Regions from separate parts of the Mus musculus genome. Here regions 2, 3, 4, 5, 6 and 7 are each linked to region 1. A link is a loop called in an ENCODE intact Hi-C map of the cell type or tissue named here. Cell type or tissue: heart. All regions are shown on one strand.

What was found. Peaks named below come from ENCODE experiments on the same cell type or tissue, not always from the same donor. Only the 100,000 strongest peaks of a DNase experiment are listed, where the experiment ranks them.
Region 2: a loop joins it to region 1, with 2.5 times the contacts of the local background. A loop is called at or near these places in 11 of 42 quality-filtered maps.
Region 3: a loop joins it to region 1, with 1.8 times the contacts of the local background. A loop is called at or near these places in 5 of 42 quality-filtered maps.
Region 4: a loop joins it to region 1, with 2.2 times the contacts of the local background. A loop is called at or near these places in 6 of 42 quality-filtered maps.
Region 5: a loop joins it to region 1, with 3 times the contacts of the local background. A loop is called at or near these places in 12 of 42 quality-filtered maps.
Region 6: it touches region 1 in a loop (2.8-fold over the local background); 11 of 42 quality-filtered maps call a loop at or near these places.
Region 7: a loop joins it to region 1, with 2.4 times the contacts of the local background. A loop is called at or near these places in 9 of 42 quality-filtered maps.

Annotation. Positions count from the first base shown.
Region 1 is chr2:27,674,607-27,678,606 of GRCm38, forward strand. It overlaps Rxra (retinoid X receptor alpha), which reads left to right and starts at 2,595. Exons shown (of 10, transcript NM_011305.3): 1 at 2,595-2,854. The coding sequence starts at 2,827. In heart, no CTCF peak of the experiment used is centred here; DNase peaks (open chromatin) are centred at 1,665, 2,435, 2,945, 3,535 and 1 weaker place; H3K4me3 peaks cover 2,665 bases; H3K27ac peaks cover 2,413 bases.
Region 2 is chr2:27,564,135-27,568,134 of GRCm38, forward strand. No RefSeq gene overlaps it. Among named protein-coding and RNA genes, the nearest start is that of Gm52506, 7.1 kb to the right of the region's middle. In heart, a CTCF peak has its summit at 1,911; DNase peaks (open chromatin) are centred at 1,407 and 1,817; H3K27ac peaks cover 591 bases; H3K27me3 peaks cover 2,677 bases.
Region 3 is chr2:27,571,105-27,575,104 of GRCm38, forward strand. It overlaps Gm52506 (a long non-coding RNA gene), which reads left to right and starts at 2,090. Exons shown (of 3, transcript XR_003953780.1): 1 at 2,090-2,227. In heart, no CTCF peak of the experiment used is centred here; DNase peaks (open chromatin) are centred at 1,207, 1,464, 2,157 and 2,627; H3K27ac peaks cover 2,073 bases.
Region 4 is chr2:27,595,132-27,599,131 of GRCm38, forward strand. No RefSeq gene overlaps it. Among named protein-coding and RNA genes, the nearest start is that of Gm39776, 19 kb to the left of the region's middle. In heart, no CTCF peak of the experiment used is centred here; DNase peaks (open chromatin) are centred at 1,280 and 2,090; H3K27me3 peaks cover 791 bases.
Region 5 is chr2:27,756,560-27,760,559 of GRCm38, forward strand. It overlaps Rxra (retinoid X receptor alpha), which reads left to right. Exons shown (of 10, transcript NM_011305.3): 9 at 1,202-1,307; 10 at 2,982-4,000. The coding sequence ends at 3,129. Among named protein-coding and RNA genes, the nearest start is that of Gm39777, 80 kb to the right of the region's middle. In heart, no CTCF peak of the experiment used is centred here; DNase peaks (open chromatin) are centred at 2,022, 2,692 and 3,072; H3K27ac peaks cover 1,426 bases; H3K27me3 peaks cover 2,104 bases.
Region 6 is chr2:27,738,280-27,742,279 of GRCm38, forward strand. It overlaps Rxra (retinoid X receptor alpha), which reads left to right. Exons shown (of 10, transcript NM_011305.3): 3 at 2,774-2,924; 4 at 3,485-3,664. Among named protein-coding and RNA genes, the nearest start is that of Rxra, 63 kb to the left of the region's middle. In heart, a CTCF peak has its summit at 2,239; a DNase peak (open chromatin) is centred at 2,162; H3K4me3 peaks cover 1,091 bases; H3K27ac peaks cover 1,827 bases; H3K27me3 peaks cover 492 bases.
Region 7 is chr2:27,551,068-27,555,067 of GRCm38, forward strand. No RefSeq gene overlaps it. Among named protein-coding and RNA genes, the nearest start is that of Gm13421, 13 kb to the left of the region's middle. In heart, a CTCF peak has its summit at 1,739; DNase peaks (open chromatin) are centred at 1,724 and 3,534; H3K27me3 peaks cover 483 bases.

The DNA.
Region 1 (4,000 bases):
GTGACCTCAAATGCCATTGCCAGCTTTGGGGATGGCCAGGCGGCTTAATGCTTCTTCCCACCCCCAGGTCACTTCATGCCAGTCCTTCTACCTGGGTGTGTCATCCTGACTCAAAGGGACAAACATGTCCTTTCTTCATGGCACAGCTCAAGGACCAGCCATGAGGAAGTCACCAGAGTCCATGGCTGCCTGGGCCTTGCCTCCCTGTCCCTGTTGATGGTGCTTTAGCTCGGCCTGCACTGCTTTATCCTGATCCAAGGCTTCTGCAGTCATAATTAGCCACTCTTGCCTATGAGTCTTCCCTATCTTGTGACAAAATATCTACTTTCTGGCAAGCCTCATCCTGGCTGAACAGTCTCTATATTGCCTGGTTAGTCATTTCAAAGACCCAGTATGGAGGATGGGATTGTCTGCACTTTCCAGGTCAGGGAACTGAGGGCAAGAGCAGAGTGGCCTGGCTTGGCCACCAAAGAGTTGCAAGGCAGAGCTGGGGTGTGCCCTTGCCCTGCCCATCTTAACCACACCTTCTGTGAGAACCCAGGGTCAAGTCTTCAATAGAGCCTGCTGATATTTGTTGGTAGAACGAATGGCCCACAATACTGGGGGACAGAGATCATTGAAGTTTCTCTATCCACCCCCACAGACCTTTCCTGATCCTTTCTGTTCTGAAACTTAGCGTGAGCAGGCTGTCTGCAGCCCAGATTTCACTGGCCAGGGTAGAAAGTTGGTACTTTATTGTTGGTCACCACGTGTTGCCCTGGCGAGGATGGCCCAGGAGTTTGAAGAACAGGTCTTAGCTCTCTACTGTGATAACACGTCCCTAAGGTAAAGCTTATAGTCTCTTTCTGCTCTCTGGCCTTGCTGTTGACACAGGGAGTTAGTTCTACCCCCTCACAGCCTGCCATAAGAGTCTCAAAATGGCCCTGTCAAGGAAGGAATCTGGGGGTTTTCTCCCTGGCCAGTGGGTCCAATGGAGCTGTGCTACCTGATGCAGGCACTACCAGAAGCACCCCAAGTTGTGTGCCACACTAAGGGAACTCCCAGGTGATGACCTGGGAAAGGAGGCCTGGTTTGTAGTGCAACCCAAGGCATTAGCAACCCCATTTTGTTTCCCAGCCCACATAGGAGGACCAGACATGGCCTTTCTCTAAGACAGGTCTATAGCTTTTCTGGTAGGCTGCTAAAAGACATCTTTAAGATAGAGTCCCACAACTATTGCTTTTTTTGTTGTTTTTGTTTTTTGTTTTTTTTCTGAGACAGGGTTTCTCTGTATAGCCCTGGCTGTCCTGGAACTCACTTTGTAGACCAGCTGACCTCAAACTCAGAAATCCGCCTGCCTCTGCCTCCCGAGTGCTGATATTAAAGGCGTGTGCCACCAAGTTCGGCCAACTATTGCTTTTTACAGAGAAAAAGTGCAGTCCTGGAGGACGGTGGTAGTGGGCCCACGCAGAGCTTTCTTTTTTGTCTTGAGGGGAGGTGTTCTCTTTGGGCAGCACCTACTCTGTGCAGCCTGTGGACTTTGGTAAACCCCTCTGCCAGGGCCTCCACGCTGGATTTTGGTCTGGCAGGCACCAGCTGGGAGTGGAGGGAGGCGGGACTGCCGGTTGCCTGGCTTGGCGCAGGGGGAACTCTGCGCTTAGGGAGGCTGGCTTGGCTCCGCTCAGGTAGCTCACACCCAAATCCGAATTCCAGCTGCCCAAGTCGGCGGGCGGGTTGCGGAGGAGGCCCAGGCTCTCCCTGGGTAGGAGTGCTTCCTTTCGTTTTTAAACAAACAAATCATGAATTTAAGTCAGGGCAGAGAGCTAACCAAGGTATAAAAATAGCCTGGGGCCACGGGTGATGTCCGAAGCCGGCAGTAGCGCCCTTCAAGCCCCGCGCCTCTGAGGAGGGTGAGAGCCGTCGTGTTAACGTGGGTACCCCGAGCAGCACCCCAGCCCCCCTCTGCCTGTCTGGCCTGCGGTCAGACACCAGGGTCCTTTTTGGGCCTCTCGCGTGTTAGGTGAAGGGGACTGGGACGTCCAAAGGGCAGCATCTCCCTGCCCAGCTGCTTGCCTCTGGCTCACGGCCCTTCACCGGCCTCAGTTTCCCCATGTGTCCACCGGGATGCGCAGGGCCTCGGCTCTTCTGCAGGGAGCCTTGCAGGACCAGGGTCCTCGCGCGGCCACGGCCGGCCTCTTTGTGTGTCCGCGCAGACAATGGCCCGGCCGCGGGGCTCTCCTCCCGGCCCGGCTCTCCTCCTCCTCCTCCACCACCACCGCGGGCCGCCGGGTTTTTGGGCAGCCGGGAAGGGAAGGCTGCTTTACCCCACCGCCCCGCCCTCCTCCCACGCCGCCGCCCCACGGCTCCTGGGAACCCTTGGCAGATGCAAACTTGCAAGTTTGCAGGGCGCTCACAACTCGGGGCCGGGCTGCGAGCGCGGGGTGGCCGTGGTGGTGGCGGCGGCGGCGGCAGCGGCGGGCGGGGCGCGCACCGGTTGCGGGCGGGGCGAGTGGCGGCGACGGCGCTGCGCCGAGTCCGCGCCCGTCGCGGGCCCCCCGCCGCTCCCCCCCCACCCCCCCGCCCCGCTGCAGGCCGGGCCGGAGCGGGTCGCGGGCGCGCGGCGGAGGCGCGGGCGGCGGGTGCGCGCGCGGGGCGCGCGCAGGCACAAGTAGTTTACATTGTTGGGCGACTTTTGCAACAACTCGCCGCGCCGCGGCCTCCGCGCGCCGCCGCCGCCGCTGCCGCCGCCGGCTCCCCGCCGCCCGGGCCCCGGGCGGGCCGCGCCGGGGGCCGCCGCGCTGCCGCCCTGCTGCTCCGCCGCCGGCTGGGCATGAGTTAGTCGCAGACATGGACACCAAACATTTCCTGCCGCTCGGTGAGTGCTGGCCGCGGCGGCGCGGGCGAGGGAGGGGGCCGGGGCTGGCGGGGCGGGGGCGCGTGCGCAGCGCGCGCTGGGGGTCCGGCCGGGCCCATTGGCCCCGAGCCGTGGCGGTACCGAGAGTTAGCGCGCCGGGCCCGGGGAGGCGAGTGGGCACAGGGCAACTTTTCCCGGGCCCAGGCGCGCGGCGGGAGAGGGCGAGGACGCCGGGCCTCTGACTTGCCGAGGAGCGGGAGTGGGCGGCGGGCTGGCGCGAGCGCAGGTTCGCTCGGGACGTGGAGAGGGACCCTCACGCTGCGCCTCGCGCTTCCGCGGACCCCCGGGGCGCCCAGCTCTAGCTATCCGGGAACCGAGCCACGCCGGAGGAGCAACTTCTGAGCTCGCTGGAGGGCTCCGGGCCTCCCTGGCATTGGGATGGGGACGACGCGCTGGGCTCCGGGAGGCCACTGCTCTTCCCGGCTCGTCGGGCTGTGGCTTGGAGAAGGCCGCTGGCCCCTGGCTGTCTCTTTGCCCAGGATAGAGTCTGCGATCTTGCCGTTCCCCGACAGCAGACCAAACCTAGGTGGGCACGGTCACTCTGGGTCTCTGATTAAACCCAGGACTGGGGCCCCACACTCTGGCACCCCTAGTTTTCAGTATTTAGGGGAGACAACCCATCGGCAGAAGGATCATTTTCTTGTCCTGCAACCCTCCCGCCAGCAGCACCCAGCCCCAAACAGCCTGCCAACTCCCGGAGTAGAACCAAGCAGGGTCAGAGCCCCCCACTCATTACTCTCCCTGGGGTTTGGGAGCCAGAGGGAAGCAGGGTAGGGAGACTTATAAATGAGCTCCGGGAAAGATATTAATTTGGTGGTGAGGACAGCAGCCAGGCTGTCAGGCTGGTGAAGAATTTGTGCTGATTGGAAATCAGGACAGCAGATTATGGACGAAGCTCCACGATGATCATTGCCTCTTTGCCTCCCACCCCCTATGAGGTTTGGGATGCATTTTGGCTACCCTGAGGGGTGATCAGAACCCAGCATGGTTGCCAGGACTTTTGGTGATTTGGGGAGGTGGTACCTCCTTAACCTCCAGCCTTCTCACAAACAGGTCTGCTGCAAAGTGACTGGGGTTGTGTTACAAGTGTGTCACAGCTTCAGACTC
Region 2 (4,000 bases), 110 kb before region 1:
CCTGATGACACACCTGTCACAACGGGAAACTGAGGTTTACAGTTGAGGTGCTGGCACATTTGGAATGGAGGTGACTCCAAGAGGAGGAAGACCACAATTCTAAACTTTATACTTTGTATCCTATACCCTGAACTGGAGAGAAGCAAGGGGACTCCAAGGGACTAACCTTGGACCTGGGCAGCCAGGCAATGGGAAGTTACCCGCTCAGCTCTAGGCAGAATCCTGTGTCCCTTTTCTGACTCCTTTTGGGCAGCCTGTGTGGAACTGGATCCTAACGGACAGGCTGGTTCTAAATGTGGTGTGGTCTTACCCAGTTCTTGGAATGTCTGGGGTTGGAGCCACTGCTAACCCTGAGGCCACCTGTCCGTCAAACTGGACCTGGGCTGTCCAGGTTAGGGTGCCCCTGAACTGGGGATGGGTAGATGTTTGCAGAAGCTGTCTGGTCTGACCCTTACCTCCCATGCCCCAATCCTTCCATTGCTCCCAGTACCCTCAAAGTCAAGCTACGGGGGCCTCTCTTGGGACCCTTGAGGCTTGCAGCATGCTCCCTTCGTGACCTTACATCTGAGCTTTGGTGATGCCCACAGGGCTTCTCTGGTACCCTTCTCAAGGCAGGCTCCAGTCCTTCAGGATGTGGTCCCGGACAAGGCAAGTGCTTGCTAAGTACTTAGTGCTGGGTGCCAGGCATGCCCGGCAGGCTCTTGGCTCCTGAGCTTGTAGCCCAAAGTCCTGCCTCTCTTCTAGAGGTAGGGCCTTTTCTGAGCCCAGGGGTTTGTGAGCCTGGCATATAGCAGGAGGAGTGCCTCACCCTGGAGTGCCCTTCAGAGCATATGGCTCAGCCCTGGCTCCCTTTCCAGCTTGTGTCCTGTGTTCCAGATGCTACCACATCCCTGGCTCTTCAGCGGGGTTGTGCAGTTCAGCTGTCGCAGAATGGGGGTTGTGGGGAGTGGGGAGCAGCATTGTGAACCCTCACTGACCAGCTATATCCTGAGCCCAGGGGACAGGCATGTTCCCTGCCAGAGAAAAAGAACACCCACAAAGCTGTGGCTGAATGGGAGAGGCCTAGCACAACTGATGAAGTGCCATCTAGTGCCAGGCGTGCTTCCAGGGGAGATAGCCCTGCTGATGGAGAGAGGATAGACTCCAATACAGAGACCCACGGGTTCCTGGGGAGGGGGGTGAGTTTTCTGGTCAGATAGACTGGAAAGATTGTGGAGACTCTCTGGGCGGGGAGCCAGAAGGCCTGAGCCTAGATGTCGTGGAGGCAGGATGCAGGTAGGTGCAGAGACCCTTGGAGGCAAGGGTATTGCCCTGATGGCCAAGGCAGGAATGAGGCTGGTGCTTTTCTTTTCTGGACACTCCTGTAGAGAGTCCCCTTGTCCTTCCCTTCAGCATGTCAGCAGGAGCAAGTGTCTGAGGAAGTGAGCCCTAGAGGCCAGCACAGCCCCTCCCTAGGGAAGGCTCTTTCCGTTGTTTCTCTTCACAGCCTCACTCTCATTACAAAGAGAGGTTTCAGGTGCTTGCCTACCGCTTCCTTGGGATTCTGTTTTTCTTTCGGGTACCAGGTTACCTGGCATTTAAGAGGTGGAGGTCCCAGAGCCCTGTGGATGCCTTTAGAATCCTTTAATCTTCACTGCTGCCCCTGTGAGACATTGCAGGGCTTGGGGCTCAGGTTGATGGGTCAGGGCAGGGCCAGGGCTAGGTGCTGCCACCTGGGGTTTCACGTGGCATGGACTGAGTCAGTTTGTGCAGAGTCTCAGGCACACCCAGGCGCCCAGGCTCGCAGTAGCTGCCGATGGCAGGCACTTGAGTTAAGTGTGGCTAATTCGGTACAACGACATGATGCCAGCAGTAATTTTGCATTTTGGAGACAATAAGAGACAGCACAGGGCCTGTCCCAGATGTACCACAAGAGGGGCCGAGAGAGTAGTGCACAGGGAGCTTGGTGTGGGGGTAGAAAGGACCAGGGATTTGCCAGCCACTTCCTGAAGCCAGGGCCCTGGGGTGGCACCTGTATTGCGTGGAGATTTGTTAGAAAGACAAACTTGATCCCAGCTTGGTGAAAGCAATGGGCCTGCATAGAGACTGAGCACAGTGAACATTTACCCATGGCCACCGTGAGCCCTAGCTCCTCCATGTTTGCTTGCCCTCTATACTTCCCTCCCTTGCATCAGGAGGAGCTGGGTGTCCTGGGGTGAGCTCAGCACAGGGGCCATCCCTGAGGAGCAGAAGGACAGAGGCAGCCCCTGTGGACAGGTGCAGCAGGAGGTCAGATGAAGTTGGGGACCAGGACCTGACATTTCTCCTTAAAAGCATCCTTGCATCTTGGTTCAGTAGTGCAAACCCCACCTTTATTCTAGACAAAAAGGAACTGGGTAGGGAATCTGCAGGGTGGTGTTTCTGAGCTACGAATAGAGCCACAGCTCACCCCCACCTCTGAGTTCCTCCCCCCACCTCGCCCCTGTTTCACTTCGCCCTTTAACAAGCATACCTGAACTCCAGGTGCCTCTGCGAGTCAGCCAGGCACACGAGGCCAGCGTATCCATTCTCTCCCTGGACCTTTCTAGCTGGGTGACCTTGGCTAAGGTGGCCTGGTAACTAGGAAGTCCCAGCCCATGGTCACAGATGGACATTGAAAGCTTTCCATCTTGTTACCACCATTTCCATGAGCCAGTGGACAAAGCCACAGAGGTGGAAAGTTCCTCTTTTTAGGTCCTTGGTGACTAAGAGGTGTTCAGAAGTAGGAAGGCTGGGGTCCTAATGCCACACTAGGCAGTGTGAAAAGGGCTGAGCTGAAGGGGACATCAGGGTGGCCCGATGAAGCTTTCTTTGGAGGTGACCGGAGTGGGGCAGTGTGCACCCTCAGAACACTGGACTTGAAGCCCCAGGTTCCCAGACACCCCTCCGCAAGCATCCCCTTATTTGCTTAAAGCCATACGGCTTGTAGAGGGAAATAATGAAACACTCCACACTAATGAAAACTAAAGTCTAATAATGCATGATGTTTTGGTGGCACACACAGACACACACACACAGACACAGACACACACACAGACACAGACATACACACAGACCCTCAGACGCATAGATAGACACACATACATACAGAGACACATACACACAGACACACATGCACAGACACATATATACACACAGACACATACACCCACAGACACTCACACAGACACAGATACACTCACATAGACTCAAGCACACACACACACACACACACACAGATATACAGAGACATACAGACACGTACACACAGAGAGAGACATATATACACACACACACACAGACACATACAATGAAGGAAAGTTCATAACAGGAAATGATTACGTTAAAAAGAGACCAGTCATCTTAGGTGACAGCTTAAGAAGAGGGACCAGGGGGAGCTAAGTGAGCAGGGCTGTAGCTCAGTGGGTAGAGCAGCTGCCACCTGTGCACAAAGGCTTTCTTTCTTCCCTCAGGACCTTATAAAATGGGTACAGCAGTGTGTATCTGTAATCCCAGCATCTGAGAGATGAAGAAAGGAGGGTCAGAAGTTCAAGGTTGGGTCTTCACTATGGCTTAGCAGACTGGGGTTTGATCCCTAGAGCGCACTGTGGAAGGAGAGAACCCACTCCCTAACGTTGTCCTCTGACCTCCGCAGACACACAGTGGTCCCATGCCTCCCCTCCCCTCATAATAAAACGAAGAAGTTCAAGGTTGTCCTTATCCACATAGGGCTTCTGAAGCCAGCTTGGGCTACGTGAGCCCTCGTCTCAAGAAGAAAACCAAAAACAAAAGGTGGCTCAGCCATTAAAAGCACGAGCTGCTCTTCCAGAGGACCTGGGTTCCATTCTCAGAACCCATTTGGTGGCTCACAACTACAACTCCAGTTCCATGAGATCTGACACCCTCTGGTGTCATTTCTGGCCTGCTCAGGCACCAGGCATGCAGGCAAAACAACTATACATATAAAATAGTAATAAAAAGAAAACCTTAAAAAACAAGGCGA
Region 3 (4,000 bases), 100 kb before region 1:
GGAGGGGGTTTGGTCCATAGTCACTTGGTTCCATGCTGTTGGGCAGGGCATTGTGGTAGTGGGAACATGTGGAGCAGAGCTGTTTAACTTACCACAGCCAGAAAGCAGAGAGACAGGGAGGGGCCAGAGACACGACACCCTAGTGACCCACTTTCTCCAGAGAGGTCCCATTCCCTGAAGCTTCAAATCTGCCAAAACAGTGCCACCAGGTAGGGACCAAGAGGACCAAGGATGGGCCCCTCATCCAGCACGAGCAGCTACTGTGTTCTACAGTTTCCTGGTCCTGGTACAGAGCAGCCTGTTGTCCCATGGGCAGAAGGCCTCTTGCTCAGAAGTGTTCAGTCTTTGTTTGCTTCTACATGGCTACCCACTCAGACTGCCTGTTCCCAGATATCACAGGCAGAACCAGAGCTCCTGGTTTTCTGTTCTCTTCTTTCATAAGCCTGTGCTGTATATCTCTCTGGTCACAGGCCCCATGATGGTAAGAGTGTCCTAGGTCCAGCCACAACTGCTCCTTAACTTGGAGCCTGTAGACTGCTGTCCCCTACCACTCTTAGGAGGTGTTCTGTTCATGGCTTGTGGGAAGGATGGCACTGATGTCAGTACCCTTGTAATCCTTAGGGTGTCACTAACCTGTGAGTGTAGCATGACTTGTACTGGGGCCATGAGGATTGTACATTGGCAGCAGACCCCCTTGGCAATGGAGTGACTTTCACTTTCTGTCTTCTGTCACCTCAATTCTGGCAGATGGATCTTCACCCTGAGAGTTGAGGGTCTTACTATGTTTTGTAGGGAAATGGCACCTTCCCCTACAGGACAGCCACACTGCAACCCTGGGGAGCAACAAGGCTGGGCTGGAGTCTGTGGTCGGATTTCTAATCTTAGACTTGTGAGCACCCTACTTGCTATTCTCCCCTGACGGAGACCTCATTCCTCTTACGTCTTCTGCTCCACGCCGGCCCCCATCCTCCCTGTTCGGCTTAGGCAGGGTCCCGCAGAGCCCTGTACCTTTCTTTGCCTTCAAGGTGTCCTTCAACCCAGGCCTAGAGGCCATCCCTGAAGGTGGTCTCAGGGACAGGCCCATTGAAGGAGACCACAGGGTTCCATGCTTTGCATTAAACTGCCATGTTCAGACACTGCCTCTGCATCTCAAGAAGGACAAGGTTGACTTCATTGTCTCCCCACCAGGGCCCAGGCTGACATCCCCACCCCCTCTCCGCTGTCTCCTCTGAAGGGATCAGCGTTCAGACTTGGAATGTGCGTGCTTCTCTGAGAGGCCCAGTGTGACTTCCTGTTTGAAGATCTTCTAAGTTTATGGAATTTCAGAAACGCTCTGTTAATAAAGGCAGGCTGACCTTTGACCCTTCCCCCCCCCCCCAACATCCTGTAACAGGAAGCCAGAGATTCACTTCTGCCCCACCTACCCGAGGGGAGCAAGGAAACATCCCCGGGAGCAAGGCCATTGGCTTTTGCCCTCCACCCTCATTCTGGAAAGTTCCATGCCCTCCCCTGGGGGTGGCTGAGATACCCCTGCAGGATAGTGTAGGTTAATGAGGACCAGCGCTCTTCATGGACAGTGGAGGTGGGGAGGGGCACATCACCTCCTGCCAAAACTGTGAGGACCCTTGGGGACCCTCAGAGTCTAGATCTCCCACCCAGGAAGGGGTGGTGGCGAGGCCATCAATTTAAGAGTCTTATTTACCTTGAGCTACTCAGCCAAGCAGACACATTATTTAGGGACTAGAATAAAAAGCCATTCACTTTACTTCAATTGACCATTTAGTTCAATTTGCGTGTTAGTGCAGGTAATTACTGCAGTAATGACACGTGGTAATCGGGCTGATTGGGAGCCTGCCGGCTCTGTATTAATACCTCCGTCATATACACTAATTACCCATGTGTTGCCATGGTTATCTGCATGGACGCCGTGTTAACGACACCCTGGAAACATAGAGCAATAGCGGGTGTTGAATTAAATCTTTGTGTTCTCTTAGAGCTAAAAGCGCGTTTCACATAAAATAATCATGAATAAAATGAGATCATCTTGGCAGAGTTGCCAGGAAGCTGATTAACTGAGCTGTGTAAATGTGACTTTACCCCACTCAAGAATCAGAGTCTCCCAAACGTTGTTGGGGTTGCTAGGCAACGCCCCGAGATTACATCACTCACACAAGCTGAGCTGCCCGCAATGTCATCTCTGCATGGTTACAGCACTTCTGTGGAGAGGGTGAGTCTAACAGAAATGACATTATTTTCCCCTGAGTGATGGGTATAAATGGCTGGCGGGCCTCTGAGGGCCAAGGAGGAAAGGTTTAGGAATACCTGTGTGACGCACTAGGAGTGTGACGGATGTTCCACCAGTGATATTAATGTGTGCGCATGGGAAGGTATGTGCCTAGGTAGACAAGGGGTCTGAAAGCTTGGTCAGAGGAGCCCACCCTCTTCCTGCTAATGAATGGGCCACTGGCAAAGGAACTACATAGCCTGAGTTGGGGAAAGCCCCCTGTCCTGCACCACCAGGGTCCGACTCCGGCTTCACCTGGAATGTCGATCAGGGTGAAGCATCAAAGCAAAGTGCAAGGAATGGTCCTGAGCACCAGTTATGGGAGGCGATCAACGGGAAGCTGTATGGCTAGAGCAGAGAGGAGAGCAGGTTGGGAGGCCAGAGGTCGCCTGGATGATCATCTTTTGTTGACTCTCATCTGTCCCGTCTTTAGCTGGCCCCATCACTCTCTAGTCCTGAGACACCATCCTGGGTAACCCTCTGGTAATAGCTCCCCTCTGGGGCTCGATCTGTCAGACCATGTTAACTCATTCCTACACTACAGCCTTTGCATTCAGCACTCCCTGAAGTCTCTCCAGATGTTCACTAGCCCTACCAGCTCACTCTCTGACTCTCTGGGCTCCCAGCTCTGGTATCCATCCTCAGGGTCTGGCCTCCCCCAGCTCCATCCACTCCTAGCTTGATTTGCTGTGTGACATGACCCTTATGTTAGAATCTGTGTTCTCTGCTTGTGAGTTTGCCAAGTTCTATCACTACCTTGGAGCCCATGGAAGAAGTAGAAAGTTCAATCTCCTTGTCTGAGTTCAACATGGAGTTGTCAGCTTAGTAACACACAGTGGAGCTGGTGACAGGTAGACACTCAGATGACTTTAGGACACCTCCTCAACACTGTCCTCGGGTCAAAGCGGGACAATGGCTCTCTCTTTTCAGTCCCTGGGAGGTATCCCAAGGCCACGTGTAACTCGGTGGTACTCTTTCCTTGATGTAGTGTCACCAGAGAACCAGAGGGGAAAGAAAACAGGCACGCTAGGAGCTGGCATTTGTTTAGAGAGGTGTGTGATGCTGCCCACTATGAAGAAAATTTGCTGGACGAAGCTGGCAGTGGGAGCCACCACAGGGCTGACTGAGGGTCTCTGGAATTTTCCGATTTGGGATGCACTTCAGGCTGAGAGTCCAGCATGGAAGTTGAGGATGATCAGATGTGTTCGCTTCCTATGGTCGGCTCCACATGGGGCTGGGGCAGGTGTGCTTTTTTGTGCTACTTTATTGGGTTCTTTTTTCCCCCACCCTTCTCCACCCATATTCCACACTAATCCCTTCTAACCCCTCAATACTGGGTAGGAGAGAAAGAAGGTTAGAGGGGAAAGGGGCAGAGATCTCTTTAGACTATTTCTTGATGATTATGGAGTTGAGTTCCTTGGGGCAAATCCAATCTTTGTAGTCAGGATATTTCCAACCAGCAATCCAGCAATCCAGCAATCCAGCAATCCAGCAATCCAGCAATCCAGCAATCCAGCAATTTGCAGCAAAAGCTGCAAATGCAACAGCAGGAACCAGCAGCAGCCACAACAGATCTTTCTGGGGCTCTCTCACATTTATACCCTCTCAGGAGTCCCCAGAATTCCAAACATAACAATCTGCAACCGGCAAAAATCACACCCCTCCTAAAGCACAAGACGAATCACAGTCAGCGGCTGCGGATGATCTAAAGCAGCC
Region 4 (4,000 bases), 79 kb before region 1:
CCTATGCCTGCAAACTAGGGGAGCAGGGTCACGGCTACCCCTCAGCATCCCTGGATCTTAGAAGGGATGCTGGTTAGTTGGAGAAACATGGGGTTTCTTTAGGCTGAGTACCCATGTATGCTGTTATGGTGGCCTTGTGAGGTGGGCTGGGAGCTTGCTTAACCCACAGATCATGGTGCTCAGGCTCAGGGTGTGGCCCTGGCCCTAGGGTGCTGGTCTCTTTTGGACCACTCTAGTCTCCTCCACACCTGGGCCCCCTCTCTAGGCTTTATGCTTTTGTGGCCTGGGAATCCCTGGGCACTTCTGCTCTGCTCACTGCCACCTCTCTGGCACCCCCCCTTTGTGGCCTTCCTCTTTTCTCCTTCCCATTGCTCCCCGTGCAGAGGCCGTGGGGAGGTGGCCGTGGGGACCTGTTGCACTGCAACAGGTCCTGGTGTCTGGGTCCCTCCTACCTTACAGGTCCAGTATGTAACAGGGGACAGGGGCGTCTCTAGGGTTATTATGGAAATTGGGGTCTCCTCTTGGGGTTTTTAGTTTCTTTAATAAAGGAATTCAAGAATGGACTCAAAGAGAACTCCATGTGGCAGGGAGGGGGGAACTTTAGGGAAAGAGTGGGGACACCTAAAGATGAGTCATGCTTCCAACAAAGAAATTTTAAAAGGAAATAACAGGTTTTTCTGAGAGATTCAGAAAAGTGGGTAGCCTTACAAAGGTGCATGGCTGTGAGCCTGCAAGCCACCATGCTCCAGGGTGGGACTCGGAGAAGGCAAAGTACAGCCTCTCATTTAAGGGATAATTATTCTGCCTAGCTCTGTAACACAGCTTAAGGGGAGACTGACTTCCTAGGGTGGTCCCTTAGCCAGATCAATCCAGAATATTAGGTCTCCACCCAGGACAGAGATCCCATCTTCTTGACCACATGAAATGGTCCATTTCCTTAACAGGCATTTACTGTTGCTGTGTCCCTGGGGTCTCTGGGAGACCCTAGCCTAATCTGGTGTGGGACATACCTGTCTTTCTGGTTTTGGGAGGCAGAGGATCCCTCCTATGTGGACCTTTGGAAAGCAGGGATAGGACATGGTTTTCCCTGCTTTGCTGACAGACTAAGCCATACTTCTGCCCACCCCCACTCTCTACCCTTGTATTCAAGGGCCTGGACTTGAGGCAGGAGCTGGGAGCAGGCCCAGCTGCCTTCTCTCTCCCTCCTCCTGTCCTATGCCAGCTCCACTGACTCTCACAACTCTGGCCCCCTGGGAGGGAAGCGGTCTCTCTGTTATCCACATCTGGCTCCACCCACTTGCCTTGACTCTGCCCTCCAGGCTGGACTCCTCCTGTCCCTGTCCTCCCATCCTCCTAGGACCTAGAGGGCTTGGCAGCCTAGTCTATCTTCAGCCTTTTGACAACAGCCTTCTTCCTCTGGCCACGTGACCCTGAGCTCTTCCATCTGACCTCCTCTGCATGGTGGTGCATTTACAGGGGTCTCAGCAGAGCTGCTGAGCACCCAGACCATGGAAGGATACATGGACCTAGCCACAGTTGCCACAGTAGCCTCCTGTGCCCGTCCCTTCCTCCCACTGGTCTTGGGGCTTCTCTGCTTTCCTGGGAGAGGAATCAGGCTTAAGCAGGCTTTACAGGACCAGGGCCAGCATAGGGCATCAAGGCGAGTCCTCACCATGTGACCGCCTGGCTGAGAATTTTGGGGGCAACTCAAGACATGTCATCCCTACTCCCTAATGGCTGCCTTATCATGCTTTGCTAGTGGGGAGGGTGCTGCTGGATCCCGACCTTGCTCTCTCCCTTGGGATACTTTGGGAGAGGATTCACTAGCCTAAGTGTTTTGAGTGTCTTTGGTTTACAGATAGCCAAAGGATCAACTCTGCCAGGAGACCCCACCCCTACCTTCACTGTAGGAACTGAAGGGGTGGACATCCTGGCTGCCCTGGCATTGGCTGGCTCTGCTGCAAGTTCTACTGATACGCATTTCCCAAATGGTTCTCCTGGCTATGCTGTCTCCTGCAGTAGCCAGGAGGTGGATGTACCTCCCAAGGCCACCCCCAATGGACTGGGCAGGGGGCCAGGGACCAGGCTGTTCCAGCCACCAGGCTCTCTCCAGCCACTCTAAGGACAGAGTCCACCCTTGGCTCTGAGAAACATCTGTGCTGCATGAGGAGGCATAGGCCACTGTGAGCATCAACTTACCCACCTACCAACCTTCTCTCTGCCAGGGCCAGGTGGGGCTGAGCTCAGGTCAGGTTGGCACCAGACTGGCAGGGCTCTGACACTTTTCTGTCCCCTCTGTTTTAGGGTGCTGTCTCATAGGGTTCAGCCACCTACTGGACAAGCATTGTCTGAGTAACTGCTGTGGACTCAGTTCCGTTCTAGTCTTACTTTGATGGCAGCAGCAATTCTTTAAGACCTTTCCAACACCTCCACTCTGTAGAACTGTCCCTGTCTTTACACACTAGATTGGTTCTATGCCTCCTTGTGCTCCTTCTACTCTCCTCCTGCCTAGCACACTAGGAGGCCCTGCTTTTTGCCTGTCCTAGGTCAGAGGCTGCCCTGCTTTGATGTCCCCAGTACCTAGCCACATCCTTAAGTCAAGTCGTTGCATAGAGGACCTGGAGTAGTGACTGCAGGCTCCATGTAGGATGACACAGAGAAAACCTTGCCTTCCTTGCCAGATGGGTATAGGCAGAGGGTGAGCTGAGGACAGCTCTTGTCACAGATACTGAGATGGGCCATGAGGGTTGGTTCCTAGGGCCAGGCACTTTGCCTGGCTCTAATCCAACCGCACACTGCTGTCCGTCCATTTCATCTTGCAAGGCAGCCTTGGAGGGCATGCTCTGGGGTTGACGTGGTCCAGGTGGCTGAGCTGGTGTGGGGCGGATCTTTGTAGCTAAGGCCAGCCTCTGGTATATGCTAGCACAGGGCAAGTCCCCAGTGGGGTGCCAAAGCTCTTGGCACCATCATTACAACTGAGATTGGTCCCAGATGAGCTGAGTCTGGCCCTGTGACAAGTGCTTGCCCCTGAGGGCTGCTCACCTGGCTTCCTTGGCTTCATGGCTCTTCAGACTCCTTGTCTTCAGTCACCAGGTCACTGTGCTCCTGACTCTAATTAGCTGTCAGGGGAGCAAGGTTCCTGGCATCCTTCCTATCCTAGGCTAGGGGCCCTGGAGCCTGGGCCAGGGACAACCTTAGCCTGTGTTCTGTAGAGCTGGTGTCTTGATTAGTCTTATGTCATCCTGACCCAAGCTAGAGTCATCTGAAAGGAGGGAACCTCAATTGAGAAAATGCCTTCATAAGATCTGGATGTAAGGGATTTTCTTAACTGGTGATTGATTTATGAGGACCCAGCCACTGTGGGCAGTGCCATCTTTGGACTGGTGGTCCTGGTTTCTATAAGAAAGCAGGCTGAGCAAGCCTCAAAGAGCAAGCCAGCAAGCAGCACCCCTCCATGGCCTCTGCATCAGCTCCTGCCTCCAGGTTCCTGTCCTGCTTGAGTTCCTGTCCTGACATCCTTTAGTGGTAAAAAAAGTATGTGGATGGATAAACTGAATAAACCTTTTATCCCGCAGGTTGCTTTGGTTACGGTGTTTCGTCACAGCAATAGTGATCTTGACTTAGACAGCTAGGTTACAGGGAGAGCTCTGTGGAGCTGTACTCATGTGTATACACTCGTGTTTGCATGTTCTTGACCACGCCTGCACTCACATACAGCCATAGGCTTTCACCGGCTCTATGTATGTGCACAAGGGTAAGTGTATGCGTACCTCTTTGCCAGCTGACATACACACACGTACGCACATTCTCTTACACGGGCAGATGGCACAATTACACACAGGTGTGCCCACACCCTTCGATCCACACAGGCAGAGCCCACCACTGTACACAGGTGTGTACCCAGCCTTCCCCAACCCAGGCAGAGGCCATAGCTGGCTGGCATGCACACACACGCACACTCAGGGCAGTTCCACGGCAGCACAGCCCCCCCCTGCAGCCC
Region 5 (4,000 bases), 82 kb after region 1:
GGTCAGTTGGTCAGTCCATCTTGTTAGGTGTCCTGAGGGTAGCTAACTTGTCTCAGGCCTTGGCTTCAAGGATATTTGGGGACAGGGCAGAGCAGCCTCTTGAGGACAGCAAATCTTTTTGGTAGCTCTGGAGCTGCAGTGTTCAGGGCCTCCAAGCTGTTGCTGTCACAGAGGCCGAGACTGTCTTCTGTGTGGGAGGCTGTGGTGTGAAGAGTGGCCCAGGCCTGTGCTCACAGCACTGGGTTGGTGGCAGATGCCACTGGTGGCCAGTCCACATGGTGATGGGAGCACACAACTGAGAGCGTGGAATTCTTCCTGGGGAGAAATTCAGGGATTCAAGAGATGGCTGTGGGCTTGTGGGTGGCTCTGACTAGGCTCCAGGAAGCCGCGGAGGCTGGAGCACTCGCTGCCGCAGGGTATGCATGGGCTTCTGTATTTGAAAGTCCATCCTTGTCTGCCAGGGGAGGGGTTGAATATGGGTTGGAAGCTTGGCTGACGGGGCTCACCAGCCCTGCACATGGTGAGTAGAAAATATGGGGGGACAGGGATATAGGCTTCTACCCCAGATAGCTCATTCCTGAGCCAACCTGATAGTTTCTCAGGTTAGGTCTGAGTGGTCTGGCTGGAGGCATGGTGAACCAGGGAGGCCTCAGCTGGGGCTCCGAGGGATAGGGAGGGACTGTCAGGGACTAGATCAGTTGAAGGTGTCTTGTGTATTCTAAAGAGCTCCCAGACCCCAAAGTGCCCTCAGCATTCTTACTGGTACACTGTGCCCTGATGGTGTTAATGACTATGGCTGTGGTTTTTCTCTAGCCTGTATTGTGGCCAGTGTTTAGGCGCTGAGGAGGGGTCTCCTGGCTCATGGTATGGGGAGATCCTCAGGGAAGGGCTTACAGCTTTCTTCCTGTCATTGGGACCAGGCCCAAGGGCAGTGAGAGGATTGGTTATCTCTCATGACCACCTGGAGAAAGATGGGGAAACTAAGTCCCTGAATGACAAGGTACTGGTTTAAGGTCACTTGACTTTCAAGTGGCCGAATGGAGACATAATATGACTCTAGAACACCCATCCTCCTGGTCTGGGAGCTATGGGTCTGCAGGGCAGCCATATCTAGTTGTGTAGCATGCACACTCTCTGCTATGCTTGCATGTGGATAGGAGATAGTCTGGGGGCTCTGACCTGAGGCTATTTTTCTCTACAGACTCTAAGGGGCTCTCAAACCCTGCTGAGGTGGAGGCGTTGAGGGAGAAGGTGTATGCGTCACTAGAAGCGTACTGCAAACACAAGTACCCTGAGCAGCCGGGCAGGTGAGCCCCGCCTCCATCTTGGACAGCCCCCTGCCTCTACCCTTGGGCTCAGCCACACATCTCCAAAGCCCTCTGTATGCCACAAAACAATGGTGTCCTCCTTAAACCAGCCTGGGGTGCTTTTCAGGCTTTGAGCAGGAGCTAGGCAGCCCTTGGACTCATGAGCTCTGAGGACTACCCACTTCCCCCTATACCCAGTTGAGATAATTGATCCATTTCTTAGTGCACAGTAGGTCCTTGCTATTTACGAGTATGAAGCCTTATGTTCTTCACCTGTTACGTGACCTGGAAATGCCAGCACAGCGTAGGTGCTGTACAGTTGTGCATAATACGTGGCTGAGACTGGAGAACACATTCTTTCTGCTGGCCTAAGGAAGACTGGCATCTAGTCATGTTCAGTGCTGGGTGCACAGTCTAGTGTTAGGCACACAGTAGGTGTCCAGGAGAAATGGTGTTTTCCAAGGATTCAGTTCTGCTTCTTCTTGCAGTCTCCCAGTGTGCAGGCTAGGTGTGAGTGGAATAGTGGAAGACCGGGGAGATGGGCACACTAACCAATCTCGTTGCCTGGCACACACATGGTTAACTGTCCACACTGCTGTTTAGCCCTCATCTGGTTTGGTTTAAAGTGAAACTTCCCGGAGGAGGACAGGAGGGTGGCAGCGGCTTGTTTTTCCTGGCTTCCTGCCTTAGCCCATCTCGCCAGCTCAGCAGAAAACAGCCTGTTCTCTGGCACCTCTCCAGCCTCCAAGCTACGCTTGTGCCTTTAAACTGAGGACTGCGGGGCAGCCAGCCACAAGGCTTCCTCCCTGGAAATGAAAGACATTGTTAATAATTAATGAGGCCCAGAGCCCCCTCCAGTATATAGGGAGGCCCTGAGCAGACACAGAGGTCACACGTGGGACCCCAGGTCCTGTCCCCACACCACACTGTCCTCTCTTGTCTGTCCACCTTCCATGAGTTCTCAGATTCCTTTCCCATGCCTATCGGTCTTTTGCCCAGGAAACATTCCAGGGGTAAAGGAACCCAAAGGCCTCTGCGGTCCTCTCCAGGGAGGTGCTCCTGCTGAAGCAGGGGATCTCCCAGCTCACTGCTGGCTCCACTGTCAGTCACCCCGAGTACCATGCGTGTGACTGACTACCAGTCAGGCTGCCCACAGAGCTTCCTGGTGCCTCTTCCTAGGACATGCCCCACTGCCTCTAGCGAGACAGCCGCTCTTGCAGAGGCCTCTCCGATGCACAAAACATGTTCATGCTCTTACCTGCCGAAATTTCTATCAAGGCTCCCCGTTGCCCGTGGAGCAAGCCCACACTCGTAACTGCTCTCCCAACCCCTGCCAGGCCTGTCCTGGCCGACAGTAGTCAAGCATTGGCTCTTCCTTTCATTTTAGGATCTTGATGCAACTCAGCCTGCTGCACCCCTGCCGCACCCCCACTCCACCCCTGCCACTCCTCTGCCCCTTGTGCTCTTTTGTCTCCAAGGAGCCTCCTTTCTCTAGTCCCCACTTCTTCCTGGAGCATCAGTTTAGGCAGTTTCCTCTGCAGACCAGGTTCTGGTCCCAGGCACTGGGCTTGGCTGGTCTCCGGGGAAGTTACAAGTCACCAGGTAGAGCAGGGAGCACTCCGAGGGGAGCATTCCCTGCCTCCTGGCCTGTCCTTACTCTCTCCTGTCCTGCAGGTTTGCCAAGCTGCTGCTCCGCCTGCCTGCACTGCGTTCCATCGGGCTCAAGTGCCTGGAGCACCTGTTCTTCTTCAAGCTCATCGGGGACACGCCCATCGACACCTTCCTCATGGAGATGCTGGAGGCACCACATCAAGCCACCTAGGCCCCCGCCGCCGTGTGCCGGTCCCGTGCCCTGCCTGGACACAGCTGCTCAGCTCCAGCCCTGCCCCTGCCCTTTCTGATGGCCCGTGTGGATCTTTGGGGTGCAGTGTCCTTATGGGCCCAAAAGATGCATCACCATCCTCGCCATCTTTACTCATGCTTGCCTTTGGCCCAGGGCCATAGCAGAGCTGGTGTGACACCTGGCCAGCTCCTGCCCTACATCAGGCTCTAAGGCTATGCTGCTGTCACCCCGAGGGTCGTGGGGTTCGTCATGGGGCCTTCAGCACCTGGAGCTGCAAGAGCTGGGAAAAGGGCTTGTTCTGGTTGCTGGTTGCTGTCGCTGGTTCTCGACATCCCACATGGCACCTCTGTTTGGAGTGCCCCATCTTGGCCTGTTCAGAGTCCTGGTACCCAGTTAGGGTGGGAATCCACCTGGGATCAAGAAGGAGCAGGTGGGGCAGGCCGTATCCTCCTGGGTCATAGCTAACCTATAAAGCCTCTTTCCAAAGATGCCCTGAGATATCACTCCAAGCAGGATTCTGGGACCACCTTGAGGCTGCGTGGGCTGGAGGTCCTCTGTCATGTCCCCCAGTTGACCAGTTCCTTTTTATGTCATCGTCCCTCTTCATGTCTCACCAATCCAGGGTTAGCCAACTATAGTAGCCTGGCTTTTCCCTATCACAGATCTTCCTTTCTGGTCTTCAAGATGGCACCACCAATCATCCTGGAGGGCTGCCCTGGCTCACGTAGAGTGGGGTTTCCACTTCAGTGGTCCTGTGGGACACTGGGCATCCTGAGGCTCAGGGAGGAGAGGAGGGCTGTTGTCTGGTTTTGGGGAAGGTGGCCTGAGGGACTTGGAGCTGAACCATGAA
Region 6 (4,000 bases), 64 kb after region 1:
TCTGAAACAGGTCAGGGATCCCCTTTCTGCTCTGAGCTTCTCGGGTTGGGTTCTGTTTTCCACCCCCAGTAGCTTTGCTGTGCCACCTCCCTGTGGCATACCTGGAACCATCCTCACTAGAACCAGAGGGCCAACAGCACCTTTGTGTCCCTTGATTTCCAAAGCCTTGTGCCCTGAGCCATGACATCCGTGCCCCCCTTCCTGGTGCCGGGGGTGTGTAGAGAGACCACTTACACCTCACCAGGTAGCCTCTTGAGACTGGTCTGAGCCTCTTAAGCTTCTCCTCCAGACAATCTGGCTGCTTTTTCTAGGTCGATTCCATATAAGCCCCTTTGCCCTAGTGTGTGTGTGTGTGTGTGTATGTGTGTGTGTGTTTGCAAGCTAACCCAAGCATCTGAACACATAGAAGGGCTAGGGTGTTATTTATGAGCAATCTGTTACACTGTCCCCTGCTCCCCACCTTGCTTTTCAGAAGCAGACAGAAGGCCTGAGGTGCTGCTGGCATGACTGCCTGTGTGCAGGCATGAAGCAGGCCTGATCATGCAGCCACCTCCCCTGGCATGGCCATGCTCTTTTTTATCATAGCTTCTCTGTACCCTTGCTAGCTCTGGAAGCCATGAGTAGTGAGGGTAAATGAAGAGCTGATCTCCATAGTTCCCTGGCTTCAGTGTTGACCCCTCTTGGCTCTCGGCTCCATGAGGTTCCTTGCTATGTCAGGCCACAGCCACCCGGTGCCCAAGCCATTGATGTGGCTCATGTGTTTTGGGGGCTCTACTAAGACAGGGCCCAGTGGGATGCTCCCCACTACTTCCCAGACCCCACTGTCTGTCTGTCCATGCTGGCTTCCCTGGGTAATTTACAACTGGGAAGCATTTCTGACTGCCCAGATGTAGAGAGCAAGGCATCAAGGCCTCTGATTGTCCTGATTTACGGGGAGGATCTCGCACTGTGGGAACTGCAGTGACTTTGTAAGCGTGTGTTTCATGATGGCTATAGCCAGGCAGATGGGGAACGGGGCTGTGGGGAGCGTGCAGTGCATGAGAGCAGGTCTGCTCTGGATAGCTCATCTGAGTGGGCTTGGGAGGACAGGGTGAGGTAGGAGTGGAAGACAGGGTGCCTGAGAGATAGGTGGGGACCCAGGTGCAGTAGTGATGGGGTGGAACTGAAATAAATGCTAAGGATATGAAAGGGGAAATGGGATGGCCCCCACCCAGGGAGTCTTCGGGCTCCAGCGAGGGCTGCCCAGTCCTGGGTCTCCTGAAAGATGGGTCAGAAGTACCCAGGACGATGGGGCTGTGGTTCGTGGGGGATGCTGAGGAAGGAAAGAATAGAAACTGTCCTGGTCCGTCAGCTCAAATCTGGGAAGGGCAAAGAAATCGTCTTCCAAGTCACGGGTTCCCACGTTGCCTACTGTGGAGCTCTCGGGGCCAGGGTGGGGGTGGGGGCCGGCTCGGTGCTACAGATCAACCTCTGCTCTGCCCTGACATCAGGTTTCACGGGCCCCAAGCTGTTTATTCTGCCCAGAGCCAAGACCTCCAGAAACCTGCAGGGTTAGGCTTCCCATACAGTGAGTGGAGTGGAGGGATGTACAGTCTTGCCAGCAAAAGCCGGCTGTCTCCCTGCCGCCCGTCTCCCTGCCGCCCCAGGATTCCTACATAGGGCCTTCAGCCAGTGAACACCACAGGGACTGCTGCTCTCTTCTGCAGTGAGATGGCCTGCCTGCCGCTAAGACCTTCCACGTCCTGACAACCCCCTCTGACACACTCAGAGTTGGTTCTCTGTGTGGATCTCCAGGCTCCCCAGCAGCCCCCCTAAAGCTAACCGGGATGAGGTATCCTTGCTGAACCTCACAGTCTGTGTCACAGTGCCGGCCAGCTAGGGCTGCAGAATCTGCTCTTTTCCTGCCCCGTGAGAAAGGGGTGGGGGATGGGGCAGGAGGCCCTGAGGAAGGCGGGGAGGTTCCCCTTGCAGGGGGGCAGCAGGGGCTATACAAGGCCAGTGCGGACTGTACAGCTGGCTTTCTGCCGTTGTCAGGGGTTTTCAGAAGTGGGGGGACTACCCAGCCGGGCTCTGACGCCCTGGCAGATAGGCAGGCTGAGGGAAGCGCCTCTGGGCCCTGTGCTTACTGCAGAGCTAGGCTGGAGGCTGCGGAACCAAAACTGCTGTGTCATTGCGACGCTGCAGCTGTTGCCTGGGTGACAGGGTGAGTTTCCCACGCTTGCCCCTGGCGGCCAGCGGGCAGGGAGAGGCGAGGGGTGTGCTGAGGCCAAGATAGCCACATGGGCCCTATGGCTTGATGTCTGGGGTGTCCACTTGCTTTCCTCTCCTGTTCTGCCCCCAGATACCACTGTCATGCAGGGTGGTGGGGATATGTGTGACTCTGGAGGAGTCCAGCCTGATTGCAGCCCTGAACCTGGGCCTCTTGTCCTCACCCGGGTGGTGGGGGAGTGCCGAGTGCCCGGGCTCTCATGTGTCCAGGGCCCATGGCACATTGTTAAATGGCAGCTGTAGCTCCTTGGTGGGTGGTGGGGAGTAAGTGAGCCTCTTGTATGGTGCCGAGAGTGCTGGGATCACTGAGATGTAAGGACTTTGGTACCCTGCAGTGGCCTGGCTCTCATGAGGGGGTACTCTGAGGATGGTCCTGTTAGCTTGTAGCTGTTCTGGCCTGAGTGAGGCTCTGTAGAGGGGAGTTTTTCCTTGTAGGAGACCCCGCTCTCATTAGTGCCCATCCCCAGCCTGCCAGGGCTAACCTACCCCACTCCTCCTCTTGCAGCTCAATTCACCCATGAACCCTGTGAGCAGCACTGAGGATATCAAGCCGCCACTAGGCCTCAATGGCGTCCTCAAGGTTCCTGCCCATCCCTCAGGAAATATGGCCTCCTTCACCAAGCACATCTGTGCTATCTGTGGGGACCGCTCCTCAGGTAGGAATGCCTGGTGGGCAGGGGCACAATACCTGGGCACAGCTCACTGAGTCTCCCTAGCTTTTTCCATTGGGTTGGGTACAGAGAAGCAAGAGCCCAGGGTAGCCCCTTGTGCCTGATAGAATAAGGGGTGGGTTGGGAGCTCCAGGGGTCTCATTTTGTCCTCAAGTGAGGTGGACATTAGGATGGGAAGGGTGGTCTAGAGGTATGCCAAGAGAAGATGTAGGCATGGATGGCTGAGGTGCAGTGTCTGCTGGCCTCCACTCTGGGCCAAGCCTGAGCCGAGAATAGTGCCCATCCTCTTCCAGGGCACAATAGCTCAGGCACAGAGAGCACAAGACCACCATTGTTGGGGATGCTGTGCTCAGGGCTGCTGACCCATAGCGCCAATCTGTAGTAGCGGTGGACCTGTTCTCTGATGAACAGGGAGGATCAGAGTCCAGCCTGAGCCCAGACAAGGACTCTAAAACCTGGATACAGAGCCCTGGTCTGCAGCATGACACGTGGGTGAGAGAGGGCCTTGTCATTAAGTTCACCCATCCTCTACCCCCACCCTGCAGGCAAACACTATGGGGTATACAGTTGTGAGGGCTGCAAGGGCTTCTTCAAGAGGACAGTACGCAAAGACCTGACCTACACCTGCCGAGACAACAAGGACTGCCTGATCGACAAGAGACAGCGGAACCGGTGTCAGTACTGCCGCTACCAGAAGTGCCTGGCCATGGGCATGAAGCGGGAAGGTAGGCTTTGAACACCCTCCTGCCTGGCATGCTCTTCTCATCAGGGGGCCTCCATTGTCCCTTCCTCAGCATTCTTTATGTGGGGGGCATTTGCATACAGAGTCCAGGCCTGCAGTTTGCAGTTTGCCAGACTCTGGTAGAGCCTGGCAGGTTTCTCTGTGTGCCTCCTGCTCAGCAGAGCCCCTGGCCTATGCTGTTAAGACAGCTGTCTGGATAGCTTGCCTTCACGCCAGCCCTTCCCCAACCAGACTCTCCCTGTTCTGCTGTGTGGCTAGGTTTTAGGATTTTAGAACAGACAAGATAGACCAGGTCTGTCCCACTGGCAGCATGGCTCCT
Region 7 (4,000 bases), 120 kb before region 1:
AACTAGCTCTGTAGACCAGGCTGGCCTCAAACTCAGAGATCTACCTGCTTCTGCCCCACTAGTGCTGGGATCAAAGGTGTGTGGTGTGTCTCAACTGCTTGCTGTAAATATATATATATATATACATATATATATATATATATATATATACATATATATATATATACACACATATACACATATATATACACACACATACATATATACATATATATGTATATATATTAAATATTTTAAAATTTGTTTTATGTATATGAGTATTTTGTTTTCATGCACACCAGAAGAGGGAATCGGATTCCATACAGATGGTTGTGAGCCACCATGTGGTTGCTGGGATTTGAACTCAGGACCTCTGGAAGAGCAACCAGTGCTCTTAGCCTCTGAGCATTCTCTCCAGCCAGTAAATAGCATTTTAAAAGGTGTGAGTGGTGGTGGCGCATACCTTTGATCCTAGCCCTTGGGAGACAGAGGCAAGCAGATCTCTGAGTTCAAGACCAGCCTGATTTACAGAGTAAGTCCCAGGACAACCAGGGCTACACAGAGAAACCCTGTTTCAAAAAAGGAAAAAGTGTGAAAGTGATTTAAGACATCAGTGTAAGCAAGACCTGTGGGTTTATAGATTGGGTCAATCAGTTGAGAAGCTACAAGACTGCTTTGCCAGTTCAAGTTAGACTCTGCTCACTTAAGTTCAAAGCTTCACTCATAAAATCAGTAACAATGTAGAGTACCAGTCTGTGTCCCCTCTGAGGACACCTCTGTCAGCTACTCAGCACCCTAAATTTCCCAGAGTCAGCTTATTTTACTCTTTGATTCTGCTGTCCTTATGGTCTCCAAACCCATGTTTGTTTGTTTTTGTTTTCTGAGACAGGGTTTCTTTGTATCTAGCTATCCTGGACCCGGCTCATCTGGAACTCGGAGATTCTTCTGCCGCTCAGTCCCATGTTATGTTATTGACCGTGTGACCATCCAGTTACCCTCATTGCAGCTATGGGGCCCAGTATGGCTGTGGTTCACATTGTAATTTTTTAAAAAAGATTTATTTATTATGTAAGTACACTGTAGCTGTCTTCAGACACACCAGAAAAGGGCGTCAGATCTCATTAGGGATGGTTGTGAGCCACCATGTGGTTGCTGGGGTTTGAACTCAAGACCTTCAGAAGAGCAGTCAGTGCTCATAACCGCTGAGCCATCTCTCTGGCCCATATTGTAATTCTTGCCATCTAGGGAGAGACCAGTGTTCCTCATGATGCTGGGAATCCCCTAGAAAAATAACTTTTCACAGTCATGCTGAGAGCAGTCTTCTCTGGACCACCCCACAGAGATGAACAGACATGCTGGAATAATCTAGTGGAACATTCCAGTCTCTCTGAGGAGTGACACTTTCCTCTATGACCCCCAAACAGTTCTAGGCTTTGACTTTGTGGCGGTCACCTTATGGCCCATGCTTAGCCAACCAGCTAAGCTGAGCTTCTCTAGCAACTCTAGAAAACAGAGTCTAGAATCTGCTTAGCATTGCTAACCAACAAATCCAACCTATCCAGTCTGATTTCTCTGCAGTTATGCCTCATGTCTAATGATGCGTTGGATGCAAGGTTTAGATGGGGTAGGCATCATTCAGGCGAGAAAGCTGTTTCAGCCTCTTCTAGCACTTACCCCCATGCTTTTGGGAGCTGACTTTCCTAGGTCTCAGATGTAATTTCTGCTCATCTGGAGGAAATTCCATCAGTCTCCACGTGGAGGCAGACTTGCACCACTCAGGGTGCGGAGGCTCTGGAAAAGCCAAACTGGTCTTGGGTCCCGAGGAAAGGAACTTTTGCTCCCCCACCTCCAAGCCTTGGGCAGGGCTGCATTCCCACTTCTCTTTGGCTTGGACAATTTGCCCATCCAGACTGGGCTTCAGTTTGTTTGTTTGTTTGTTTTTTCCAAAGGAATTGATCAGAGAAATACATAATGTGGGCCTCAGACTTGGCTTTGGAGCAAGCTTGGGAGACCCAGCTATGCCTGTCCTGATTCCAGATGGAGAAACTAAAACTTGGAATGCACACACACAGGATGGTGGGGAGGTGTCGCCGGCCAGTTTTGGAGTGTTTTGATCCTGTTCTAGTACCTTGACTGACATGCACAAACTGAACTGGGGTCTACAGCTCCAGAGGACTCTGGGGTGCTAGGGAATGCCCTGGGCTTGTGGCTTGGTACATAGTTATGTTTTGGGTCTCTAGTAAGTGCTGTGGTGGACCAGTCACCTCCCATTGCATATGTATTGTGCATACATGCAATTCCACATGCGATGATTAATGTTGACTGTCAAGTTGATAGGATCCAGTGTCACTTATGAGACAAATGTCTAGGCATGTCCTCGAGGAGTTTTCTAGATTGTGTTTGTCCAGGTAGGAGGAGCCACCTTGAAACTGGTCAGTACCGTCTCACGGGCTGGGGTGCTAGCCTAAATAAGGAGAAAGTGGGCTGAGCTCTGTCTGCATCCTCGGCACGGATGCCATGTGACCTTCCCTCCTAGCTCTGATGACTGTGAGCCCCACCAGCACCATCCCTTCTTGAAGTTGGTCTTGTCAGGTCTTTGTTATATAGCAACTAGGAAATGCCCTGGGGATTTTTTTCATACTACCCAGGAAATGTGAGCCATGAAGCCCAATTCACTCACCAGATTCTCTGAGGACATAGTTTGTATTTTTGTAAACCTGATCATCTTTTTTTAAAAAGATTTATAGATTTATTATATGTAAGTACACTGTAGCTGTCTTCAGACACTCCAGAAGAGGGAGTCAGATCTTGTGTCAGATCTTGTTACAGATGGCTGTGAGCCACCATGTGGTTGCTGGGATTTGAACTCAGGACCTTTGGAAGAACAGTCAGGACTCAACCACTGAGCCATCTCTCCAGCACCATGTTTTGTTTTGTTTTGTTTTGTTTTGTTTTGTTTTGTTTTGTTTTGTTTTGTTTTTGTGAATGGCCCTGGAAAGATACAACCAACCAGTCAGTGGCTTTGAAGACTCACAGGGCTGGGCTGAAATTTTTGGTGTGTATGACTGGCTCAGGTGGACACCTCTGACTATTCCAGTGTCTTGCAGATAGGCTACTGCTCAGACTGTGTGTTGCTTTTCCTGTGTCTCAATGAGACTGGTGTCAATTTTAAAGTAGCTGCTGCCTGCTGGAGCCAGAGATCTGGCAAATTAGCTTTTTATTTCTCATGGCAGAGGATGACTGAGGCCAAGCTCTCTCTGGGAGATGCCCCTATGAGTGACTAAGGCTGTGTCCCTCTGGGGGATGCCCTTGTGCTTCTAGTTTAGCCTTCCCTGGATGCTCTTCTGTTTCTATAGGGAGGTGAATGACCATCCAGCGGGGTGAGCCTTCTCCTTGGGGCCCTCTATTAATAAAACAACCACTGACCCCCGGACGTGCAGGCACATGAGGGGACACAGTATTCCCAGGGTCGGCGTCGGTCCAGAGACCTTTCGTGCCTGACCCAGCCGCCTCTAGAGTGCTTCCATCCTGCTCTGGCCCCTTGGCTGAAGGACCGGAAGTTCTGCATGGTCCAAGCTGGGGCTGCTCTTCCTCCAATATATAAATAACCTACTACCAGCTCCCTGGGAGAGTCCTAAGGGCCTGAAGGAGGGAGGGACAGAGCCCCAGGCCCTTGAGACTAGGCATGACTCAGAGTAAGTCATCTGCTTTTCAGGTTGTTCCAGAGCCTTCTTGGGCTCCCCTGGTGTCCTGTGCTGTTGCAGAACCCCGAGGCAGCCTGGATGAGGGCACTCGCTCTGTTTCTCTTTCATCAGTTGTTTCTGTGGAATCGGAGGCTATTGGCTGGGGATGGACAAGGAGACAACTTTCTTCTCATTCTGGAGGTCTAGCTGTGCTGGAGAAGTGGAAGGCTGAGATTCAGGGCAGGGACCAAATTTCTATCATCCGCCTAGAGCAGTGTTCTCAACCTTTTACTGTCGTGGCCCTTTACAGCAGTTCCTTCTGTTGTGGTGACCCCAAC